2 separate regions of the Homo sapiens genome follow, and region 2 is linked to region 1. A link is a contact called in ENCODE Hi-C or POLR2A ChIA-PET data. All regions are on one chromosome and are shown on one strand. Each heading gives the region's core, a stretch centred on a gene start or an enhancer-like site at or near the end of the contact. The rest is flanking DNA. Distances are from core to core; before and after follow the strand shown.

Region 1 (5,736 bases), core at 1,479-3,978:
CATTTAACCATCCTTCTGAACGATAACTCCATAATTAACTCAAGCACCAAATAAGTCATCTAGCTCTTGATGGTAATAATTAATATTTGTTGAATGCTTATTCTATATCAGGCTCTGTTTTAAGCACATTATATACATTATCTCATTTTATTCTTTCAGCAGCTATGTACACCAGCAGTCCCCCACCTTTTTGGCACCAGGGACTGGTTTCATGGAAGACAGTTTTTCAACAGACTGGTGGCAGGTGGAAATGGTTTCAGGATGAAACTGTTCCACCTTAGATCATCAGGCATTAGTTAGATTCTCATAAGAAGCATGCAACATAGATCCCTCACATGCACAGTTCACAATAGGGTTTGCACTCCTTTGAGAATCTAAGGCTGCTACTGATCTGACAGGAGGCGGAGCTCAGGCAATAATGTTCGCTCGCCCACCACTCATCTCCTGCCACGTGGCCCAGTTCCTAACAGGCCATGGACTGCTACTGCTTCACGGCCTTGGGGTGGGGGACTCCTAATATACAGTATTAAAGTCAGATGAAGAAACAGGAACAGAGAGGTAAAATAACCTGCCAGGTGATAAAAACTAGGATTTGAACCCAGACAATCTGAACCCAGCCACCCTGTCATGCACAGGAGCCTACTTTGCAAGTATTTGGCCTTCCAGGGAATGAGATGTCCACATCCCATCACCACCGCCACCACTATTCCACATTTAACAATTAGACCTATACAGGTGTAACCATATTCACATGTAACAGTGGATTAAATTTAAACTTTTAGTTGTGTTAATTCACTGCAAATCAGCTTATGTGTCTTGTAAGTAGTAAGCAACTTGAAAGTACCTGTTGTTGCTTATGACAAGATAAATTAGATCACCAAATCTTTATATTTAGTAACTTCATCATCACTTAGAAATCAACCGCTGGGCCGGGCGCGGTGGCTCACGCCTGTAATCCCCCAGCACTTTGGGAGGCCGAGGCTGGTGGATCACGAGGTCAGGAGATCGAGACCATCCTGGCTAACACGGTGTAACCCCATCTCTACTAAAAATACAAAAAATTAGCCGGGCGTGGTGGTGGGCGCCTGTAGTCCCAGCCATTAGGGAGGCTGAGGCAGGAGAATGGCGTGAACCCGGGAGGCAGAGATTGCAGTGAGCCGAGATCGCGCCACTGCACTCCAGCCTGGGCGACAGTGCAAGACTCCGTCTCAAAAAAAAAAAAAAAAAAAATCAACCGCTGTTAGGAAATTCTTTTTTTTTTTTTGTCTCTCTTAAATTCCTCTTAATCTAAATAAAGACATTTTATTTTGTCTCAGGATACAGAGGTCAATTGAATATAGCAAATTTTGTCAGTGTTGTAAAAAATCTGGAGAGGAATGTAAACGGCTCATCTTGTGTCTGGCCTCTAATTGAATCAGTCAGCTATGGTGGGGTTAGGGGACAGATCCGTGTATTTACTTGCATAGGACAAAAATTAGTCATTTGTGAGTGTTCACATACTTCCACCTCTCCCAACCCACCAAAGAGAATTGTAATTTGACAGTACAATAATCCCTTCCCCTACTCTTAAAAAAGTTGATCTTACAAGGTCAGTCCTATGTTTTTATGAAAAAGAATTAGAGAATGAGTAGAAAGGAACTAGTCAAGAAAAGCAGAAGATTTGGGTTGATAGACATAAAGTGCTGGGAATGAGAGGAAGAGAGAGAGATCGTGAAATTCCTGGGCTGGGAATAAAGACTGTGTGTAGGTAGGACAGCCTTTGGTGAAGGAGACACTTTGGAGAGCATGGTGTGTGAAAACACTTAAAGGAAAATTAAAGGGAATTAAGAGGAAATTGAAGGGAAGGAGTATATGAGAAGGGTTGCTTTGTGGTTATAAGCTGAATTTTCTTTAATGTATTTTGAAAGACCCCGGTAAAGAAAGGAATTTCTTTTAATTTTGCAGAGAATGAGGAGTTGTCCAATTAGGTGTTGAATTGTTCTTCCTTGGAACTCTCAAGAGAGGAGTTGTGTTTAGAGATAGATTTGGGAGCTGTAAGCAAGTAGATGTGTTATGAGTCACAGTGCTGAGGGCAAGAATATAAAGAAGAGATGAAGGCCAAGAGGAAACTTAGAGAACACAAAATAGAAAAGCTCAGAAAGCAGGGGTACCAGGAAAAGGGACTAAAATAGTCATCATAAGGTAGGATAATAGGAGGCCGTGCACAGTGACTCACACCTGTAATCCCAGCACTTTGGGAGGCCAAGGCGGGTTAGAGATCAGCATGGACAACATAAGGAGATCTCGCCTCTACAAAAAAATGAAAAATTAGCCAGGTGTGATGGCGCACACATGTAGTCCCAGCTACTTGGGAGGCCGAGGTGAGAGCATCACTTGAGCCTGGGTGGTTGAGGCTACAGTGAACCATGATCACACCACTGTACTCTAACCTGGATGACAGAGCAAGACCCTGTCTCAAAAAAAAAAAAAAAAAAAAAAAAAAAGGGAGAAACTGATTTCAAGGAGCCAAGAAAAGAGACAGATTCAATAGTGGAGGATGGGCAAAATATCAAATGCTGCAGAGGCAGAGACCGTGGTGTGCTGGAGCCACATTGTTAAATTTTCACAATTTTATTGAGCCAATCGTTATGCATGCTATTATTAAAACTTAAATTGAATACAGTTAAACAAATTATATTAAAAATAAAAGTAATAAATACACAAAGCATACCACTTCCTTATTACTTTACATTGCTGAGATGATTCATGCCCATGGTATCTGAGTAGTGGAAATACACTGTAATATTTGTGCTGCTTTTAAATCAGTCATGGTGGGAGTATTTACACCACAAAAATTGGCAAACACTACCAATCAGGGCATTTTTCTCTGCAAAGAGAGCCAGTTAAATATTTACCAGCATGCCACTGAGAAAATAGAATTGAAGTCAAGAAAAGTCTAATGGATTTAGCAAGAAGGAGATGACATATACTTAAGTTTCAGTAGAAAGGTAGGTGACAAAAACCACAGTAAAGTGGGTTGAGGAGTGAAATAATAAAAAATTAAAAACATGTGTTCAAGTAAGTTTGAGAACCATTGAATTAAACCGAGAAGCAGATTGTTATTGTTGATGATGGTTTTGTTTTTTAAATTACAAGGTTTGCAGAGTACATACTATGCTAATGTACTTTATTAATCTCCAAAAATGAAGACCATATGCAAATTTATTTTATGGTAGAACCTTTTCTGTTGGAAAATCTTAGGGAACAAGTTATCTATAGAATACATTTTGGGAAATGCTGCTCTTGTATTTCACAATTAAGATGATACTGATTGTAAAGTTTGAGATTAATATTCTTGTTTTTAAAGTTTCATGCTTTTTAAAAGAAATTTTGTCAAGAATGGATGTTGAATTTTACTGAGTACTGTTTTTGTCGTTTTTGTAGTAATCATACGGTTTTTTGACCTAGTGCTGTGACACATTTTAATAGATTTTCAAATATTAAATCCTCTTTGCCTTTCTGAGATAAATGTAACTTGATTATGGTGGTTCATTATTTTAATAGAGGATTTAATTTGTTAATTAACATTTTATTTATTATTTAAAATCAATATTGATAAGTGGGACTGATATTTTTCTCTGTTGTCAGGTTTTAATATCAGTGTTATGACACTCCAGAAAAGTTAATTATGTCACTATATTTTTTCCTACTGAGAAACAGCTTATGTAGTAAGAAAATCATCTCTTCCTTGAAAGCTTTAAAAAATCAACTATAAAACTAATAGCTTTTGGAGGAAGTAATTCTTTGATAAGTTTTCAATTATTTCCATTGTTAATTATTTTTCTGTATCTTAAGTCAACTTCACCATTTATTTCATTTCAGACAAGTTAGTCTGAGTAAACTGCCCTTGGCCTGCCTTATTATTTACTTAGGTTCTGGTAAAAATCCCATCCCAGATGTAAAATCATTGTGTGAGTAGAGATGAACAGCCCCTGTCTAACGTGGGCTGTGTTTAAGTGTGAGGCAATTGTCTGCTGTCTTCACAGCCCAGTTCTCTGGCTTCTAGGGATGATGGGTAGGGTGTTTATAATCGAATGAATATAAACTAATCTTGAGTTAAATGACCAGATGGCAGAGGTGAAAGAACGGCAATCCTTGGTGTCTACTCCCCCCAGAATGGATCTTGTCTCTGCCCTACTGTGTTTCACATCTGGGGACGATTCCTTCTAAGATACAGTGCAGTTCTGAATGGGTTCAGAAGGAAGAGGACTGGTAGCAGGAGGGGGTCTGGGGGAAAGGTTACCTAAATCTGCCTGACTCTGACAGTAGTAAGAACCAGCCAAGTGTTCTGTTTGATCCGACACTTGGGGCTACACACTAAGAATAGATACCAGTTTCTAGAAATCTTTACTTTTTGCCCATCTACTTCTGAAGAAATACCTATGTATTTCAAAGGAAAATTGGCACAAGTATCAAGGAAAGCTGGTACAACTTAATCTTAACCTGGAATCAACTCCTTTAATTTTTACATACAGATTTGGTTCCGTTTTTTAGATTAAAATTTTTACCTTTGTTTTCACGTATTTGAGCCCTTTTTTTTTTTTTTTTTTTTTTTGAGACAGAGTCTCGCTCTGTCGCCCAGGCTGGAGTGCAGTGGCGGGATCTCGGCTCACTGCAAGCTCCGCCTCCTGGGTTCACGCCATTCTCCTGCCTCAGCCTCCCAAGTAGCTGGGACTACAGGCGCCCGCCACTACGCCCGGCTAATTTTTTGTATTTTTAGTAGAGACGGGGTTTCACCATTTTAGCCGGGATGGTCTCGATCTCCAGACCTCGTGATCCGCCCGCCTCGGCCTCCCAAAGTGCTGGGATTACAGGCGTGAGCCACCGTGCCCGGCCGAGCCCTTTTTAATAGTTGCCTTAAATGTAAAAAAAAAAAAAAAAAAAAAAAAAAAAAAAAACCCAAGTGGTAATCTGTCATAGATAAAGTGTTTCTCATCTCTCATGTGTTTTGCCTGTTGTGTGTAATGAGCGGTTTCGCTGTGGGTGCTCCTTTCATTTCTGGCTAACACATTAGAGTGTGTTTATGTAAATTGCTGTGATACTGGTCAGCAGTCACAGCCAGAAAACATAAAACATGTGGGCATTACACACTGACACATTAGCTCTTTCTAAAGAAGAACATGTCCCATTCTGAAAAGAAAATTATTGCTTTGTTTTTGATATTGAGTCTGTATTAAAATTTTTTTTTTATTTTTGAGACAGGGTCTCACTCTGTTGCCCAGGCTGGAGTGCAGTGGTGTGATCATAGCTCACTGCAGCCTTGAACTCTGGGACTCAAGAGTTCCTCCTGCCTCAGCCTCTTGAGTAGCTGGGACTACAGGCACATGCCACCATGCCCAGCTAATTTTTCTGTTTTTTGTAGAGACAGGATTTCGCTGTGGTGCTCAGGCTGGTCTCCAACTCCTGGGCTCAAGCAATCCGCCTGCCTCAGCCTTCCAAAGTGAAAAGGTTTTCTCTCATTTTTCAAATAGAAGTACTAAACAATGCCAGAGAAATAAATAAACAGGCAAAATACGTTGGCTATAGTTTATATTATTTCCTGCTACAGTTAACAAAATGGGAAAACATTTTATCTTCATGGTCTACTACATTTATGCCATGTGTTAAGTAATAAAATAGCTTTTGTAAATTATAAATTAAAAGGTACAGATTTAAAAGAGAAAATACTGTAGAGTTTCATGTAGGTAAGACTGTGTA
Region 2 (5,736 bases), core at 1,056-3,555, 63 kb after region 1:
ATTGCGTTACAGCACGACAGCCTGGGCCACAGAGAGAGACCTTGTCTCAAAAATAATTATAATAATAATAACTTATACTATTATTTTTAAAATTGTATTCTTATCCATTGACTTCTTACTGTGGGAGATAATAATTTAGTCCTTTTACTACCATATTCCCTTTTCCAAAACACATACTTCTCCCTCCCCTCCATCTTCACAATGTAGTTACTTGTAATTTGGGGTTAAATCAGTTGTCTGTGCTTACATTGTAGTAACTGAAAGTGCTGCTTAAGGTTGAGCCAAGCAGTGTGCTATGATTCTGTTTCCTCTCCTGCTTAGCTATTTACTTTTCTGGAGTTAATTTTTGTCACTTAGTCATTGCTCATTTTGTTGTCATTTCTTGCTATGTACTCATCACTAATTCATCCTCAAACTCTCTGACAGAGTAATAAAAACTCCTCTGAAAGTGGTCAGACATATCGGGCATTCTGGTTTCTCAGGTGATCCCACCTGGCCTTCTTCCTCCTGCATTTTCTCTAGGCTGCTCTGTATCTGTAGCCTGGGACTACCTTCCACCTCTCTCCTGTCTTTCAGATCCTTTGTTTCCTGGTCCCATCTTTTCTCTTCTTGGTTCTGGTGGAGAACTCTGGGAAAGAGTACGTGGGAGGTAACTTTTCTGGATGCCTTATCATTCTGAAAATGTCTTTACTCTCATACTTGATGGACGATTTGGATGAGTCTAAAATTCTAGGTTGGAAATTTTTTTTTCTCTTGAATTTTGGCAACATTGTTCTATTGATTTTCTAGCTTCCAGTGTTACTGTTGAGAAGTTCAGTGTCATTCTGATTCCTGATCCTTTCTATGGTACTTTTTTTTTTTCCTGTCAGGAAGTACTTATGATCATCTCTATAGAAGGGGTATTAATCTTGACAGTGTTCCTTTCTGTGTGGTTTAAGAAATCCTTTCTCTCTTGGGTTTTGTTACTGTTTTATAAATCCTTGATCTTAGTCATTCTAAGGTTAAAGAAAAACTGAGGAACAACTCAGGAATACGTTTCAAGTACATGTGATAAAAGGCAAATATGCAGAGGATGATAACTATATGTTTAAAAAATGGGAAAAAAGAGATAGTCGCAAACTTCAACATAGGTTAGATCATCATTTCTCAAACCATATTCCATCACATATTAAGCTCCTCAAATATTGCACACTGTGCTTTTTTCTCTCTTTTGTGTATTCTCGTGAACATTAGCCTGTTAGTTTAAGAAGTCTCACAGTAAACCTATTTAACCTTGCTTAACCTAGCATTGCCTAAATTTACTTGATCACCAGATTTTTTTTGTTTTGTTTTTAATTATTTTTAAAGGAACATTATTAACATATGTATAACACAGTTGGGGAAATGCCAGATAAGACATAGACTTTCCTGGCTGCTAAAGAGCAATTAAGCATTGGAATGAGTAACCAAGAGGAGCTGTGGACTCTCCTTTTCCAGAGGCCTTTAAAACAGGACATCTGTTTTAGGCGTAGTCCTGTTTAAACAATAGGGCTTTGCTGGCGGTTCTTCCTCTTCCTGTCCCCTAGTGGTAGTGTTGGAGGCTTTTAGCCCACCTTTTATATGACTGTAGTACTCTGGTGACTAATGTGTACACAAATTACTGTTATACTATTAATATTAATTATATTTATTGAGAACTTATTAAGTATCCAGCCCTATGGTAAGTGCTCTACATACATTATCTAATTTAATCCTCACAACAACTCTAGGAGGGAGACAATATTAATATTCTACAGATGGAGATTAGATATGAAGAGATACGAACTTCCAGCAATAGGGTTGGATTGGAACCTCGGGCATCTGACATGGAGCTGTGCCCATCCTTCTTCACCGTTAATGTTCAAAACAGCAAACGGCACAAAGCAAGCAAACAACATTTGTATATCTGTACTTACTATGTAAAAACAAACCAAGATAATGCTTACTTTATTAGACTATTCAAGACTATTCCCTACGCCTTTTGATTAATTCAGAGTTCATGACTTTTGTTAGAAACAAATTCTGTTACAGATTTAGTTCTTCGCATTTTATTCTGTGATAATTTGCCATCCAGGAAATGGTTCCTTACATGAGACTTTTTCCCTCATAAATTTGATGACATTCATATACATTCACTAAAGACCCCCAAAAAATAAATCTGGATCTGTGAAAAGTGGCAAAGGTTAAAAGTCCCATTTTCAGCATATTTACATGTAGTAACAACTTGATAACACAGCGCTGAGAATGCCAGGCTCAGAGGAGCCAAGCTGGGCTCCCGTCCAGTCAGCCTCTAGCTCACCAGGAAACCCTGAGCAGGTCACTTTGCCTCATTTTCTTTATCTGTCAAATGAGAACTCAGATGATCTCAAAACAGCCTTTTCTGCTGTAGTGTTTCAGGATGATTCTTGTCTCTGGATGTCGCTGTCATGATGGGAGAGGAATTAGTAAATTCCCAGGTCAGTTTACACTGCAGAGTGATCTTGATCTGCATGAATCAGTAAGGATGGGCTGGATAAACAAGTTGGAACCACAGTTATGAGTACCATGACATTAACTGAAACAAATGAGAAGGGATTGAAAAATCGGCGGTTAAGTGTCTTTTAAGGTCATTTCCAACAAAACTACAAAGGACCTATGAAAGGCTTTTCAGGCACGTACTCTTGTTGCCTAGCTGAACACATTTCTCCAATAAAGCTTTCATTTGAGAGTTACTCTTCATAGTACATCCCCTGCCCCCCTGCCTGCCTGGCACATTATAGGTATTCATGAAGATTTGTTGGAACTGTTAAATAATTGTTTAATATAGAACTGGAAGATCAGGAAGAAATAATGTTTTTCTAACCAGTATCCAGTGTAAAGTCACAAGTGTGGGCTATGGAGCTTCAGACCATCTGGATTCAATGCCAGTTCTACTGCTTAGTTACTGCGTACTTTTAGGCAAGTTACTTACTTCCAGGTCCATGCCTCAGTTTTCCCATCTTTAAAGTAAATTATAAATGCACCTACTTCCTCGGGCTGGTTGTGAGGATTAAATGACACAATCCGGGCACAATATTTGGCGTAGTACTTTGCACAGATTTAGTGTCCTGTTAGTATTAGCTAATGTAAATATGAAGAAGATGTAACATTTTACCAGCTATTCTAATCATAGCTTTTCTTTTCTTTTCGTAAGGGACAACATAAAACCCCAAAGGTAAAGCATATATTTCTGGTGTTCAATTTTACAATTTAGCATCTTTTCCAACCCACTTCCATACTCCCAAATAATAATGCCTATCAGATTAAAGAAGTTACTTTATTTTTGCATGAAATTGGTTGTATTTTTGTTGCACTACTTCATCCTTTGAGTATTGTGAAAAGTCTGCGCATTGACTATAATAGCATTTAAAGCCAAGTTTGAAGGTCTAAGATAATGGCACACATCCATGTCCTTTGCTCACAAGTTCTGCCTAAAGACTTTAGCCTGCTTGAAACACTCTAAAGGTTGTGAAATTAATGGATATACCACTGATGCAACACAACTCAGTGTCACCAGCTAGGGAGTTAAGACATGTTCTTGTTACTGAGAAGGGCTGTTGTTCATGCAAATATTTTGTTCATTTGTTCTTTCATGGGTAATTGCACGGAGTAACAAAAAACACCTCCTCAACTTACAGCTTGGCAGAAACAGTAGCTTATGTTTTCTAGAGACAAAATTAGAAGCAGGCTTTCTGGACCCATCTCTAAGTCAAAATAAAATAAAATGTCTAGGGAACCACTGTGCCTCCCAGTAACTATGGTCCATGGAATAATATTGTTTAGGTCAAGGTGTCCCAGAGTAAAAGGGAAGGGAGAAGGGCAGGGGGGAAGGGGAAAAGTGTGTTTGGGCAATGTTTTCATAGAGATGAAGAGGCAAGCTGTTTTTCTTTCTTACTTTGTCCTTTCAACTTAGAAAAATAAGAAAACCATCTAGGACCACAACCTTCCTCTTGTAATCAGCAAAAGAGAAAAAACTGAATATACATCGTTAAGGGGAATGGTTATGGCTTAAGTTGTATTTTATTGATAATGTTGAAGATTAACATTTTTTGGAGAGAACTTAAGTCTTAACAAAACTAAACTATTGAGAAAGTATTGTTATTTTTCCATCTTTAGTAGCAAAATGAAAATTTACTCTACTCTTCTGCATAAAATATGATCATCAATTGGCAAGAATTTGGTTAAAAAAAAAAACTGTGCATAGAATATGCACATGGGAAGATAGAATAATAAGATGCTGTCCTTTTACTCCAGACTGGAAGTCTAATGGTGGAGATAGTTATCCAGATAATTATATCTGAGTTAAAGGAGGAGGTACAAAGTGCTGTGGGAACACAGAGAATGGAGTGTTTTTAAGTTGGAGGATTCATAGATGGTTTTACAGAGAAAGTAGCATTTGGACTGGGTTTTGAAAGACAAACAGGCTTGTGGCATGAAGAGGTGAGGAGTAGGAAGAAGATACAGCAGCCTCAGTAACCTGTATGACTAAAAGAGGCAGGGCATGTTTAACCTGGGCAGATAGTATGATATGCCCAGCCACCAGATATGCCAAGAATGGGAGCGAGGTCTGGGATAACCAGTGGAAATAAGACTGAAAAAGTAAGTTAGGGCTGAGACATAGAGGGCCTTGAATGCCAAGCTAAAAGGCCAGTGTTTCTCCTGCTTTTCCACCAGTATGCCCTTACTAGTAGAGGACAGCAAAACCATACCATTCTTGGGTGGAGGAAGGGAGGAATGAATAGGTGGAGTATGGGGTATGTTTGGGGCAGTGAAACTATTCTGTGTGATCCTCTAATGAATGCATGATATTATGTCTTTGTCAAAACCCATAGAACTTGGCTGGGCATGGTGGCTCACACCCGTAATCCCAGCACTTTGGGAGGCAGAGGCAGGTAGATCCATTGAGGTCAGGAGTTCAAGACCAGCCTGGCCAACATAGTGAAACCCCTTCTCTACTAAAAATACAAAAATTAGCAGGGCATGGTGGCACACGCCTGTAATCCCAGCTACTCAGGAGGCTGGGGCAGGAGAATCATATGAACCTGGGAGGTGGAGGTTGCAGTGAGCCAAGATCGTGCCACTGCATTCCAGCCTGGGTGACAGAGCGAGACTCCACCAAAAACAAAAACAAAACAAAACAAAAATGTAGAACTATGCAACAGAAAGAGCAAACCTTGATGTAAATCATGGACTTTAGGTGGTAATAATGTGTCAATATTGGTTCATCAGTTATAGCAGGTATACTACACTGTGCAAGGTGTTAGTAATAGGGGAAAACCATGCTTTGTAGAGAGGGGACAGGAGGCTGGGGAAGGGCTATTTTAAGAGCTCTGTACTTTCTGCTCAATTTTTATGTAACCCTAAAACTGCTCTCACAAAAGTAAAGGCTACTATGAAAAGCAAAACAAAACGAAAACAGAAAACAGCATCCTTTTAGCCATGAGATGTACTACAAGTACAGAGTTTTCTAGGAATTTCATATAATATTTTTAAAAATTACATGAACTTTTCCTTCTTTCCTTAACACATAGATGGCTATTTTCACATTAAAAATTTTCCCAAAATTTCCACAATGTAATACACGACCCCTAGGGATATGACTTTTGTAATAAGAAGCATGACTTTGGCTGGGCACAGTGGCTCACGCCTATATTCCCGGAAGTTTGGGAGGCTGAGCCAGGAGGACCACTTGAACGCAGG

What was found. A loop is a pair of places that touch in the nucleus more often than their neighbours do. ChIA-PET counts read pairs that join two places held with the same protein, here RNA polymerase II (POLR2A). Pooled maps may share reads with other maps.
Region 2: a loop to region 1 is called in a map of PC-3, with 6 times the contacts of the local background. The contact joins two enhancer-like sites. A Hi-C loop is called at or near these places in 4 of 168 maps with a recorded cell type or tissue (IMR-90, PC-3 and heart right ventricle), 1 of 37 single-sample maps with no recorded cell type and 5 of 50 pooled maps. POLR2A ChIA-PET finds 5 or more read pairs at or near these places in 1 of 52 experiments (GM12878).

Annotation. Positions count from the first base shown.
Region 1 is chr3:12,305,888-12,311,623 of GRCh38, forward strand. The region is part of intron 1 of PPARG (peroxisome proliferator activated receptor gamma); the gene reads left to right. Among named protein-coding and RNA genes, the nearest start is that of PPARG, 20 kb to the left of the region's middle. RefSeq lists a silencer at 1,067-1,274. Within about 2 kb of position 2,729, at least 4 of the 41 ENCODE cell types and tissues checked have a DNase peak (open chromatin) inside an H3K27ac peak, as active enhancers do; they include PC-3, where a contact is called at or near this core.
Region 2 is chr3:12,369,444-12,375,179 of GRCh38, forward strand. The region is part of intron 2 of PPARG (peroxisome proliferator activated receptor gamma); the gene reads left to right. Among named protein-coding and RNA genes, the nearest start is that of PPARG, 83 kb to the left of the region's middle. Within about 2 kb of position 2,306, at least 5 of the 41 ENCODE cell types and tissues checked have a DNase peak (open chromatin) inside an H3K27ac peak, as active enhancers do; they include PC-3, where a contact is called at or near this core.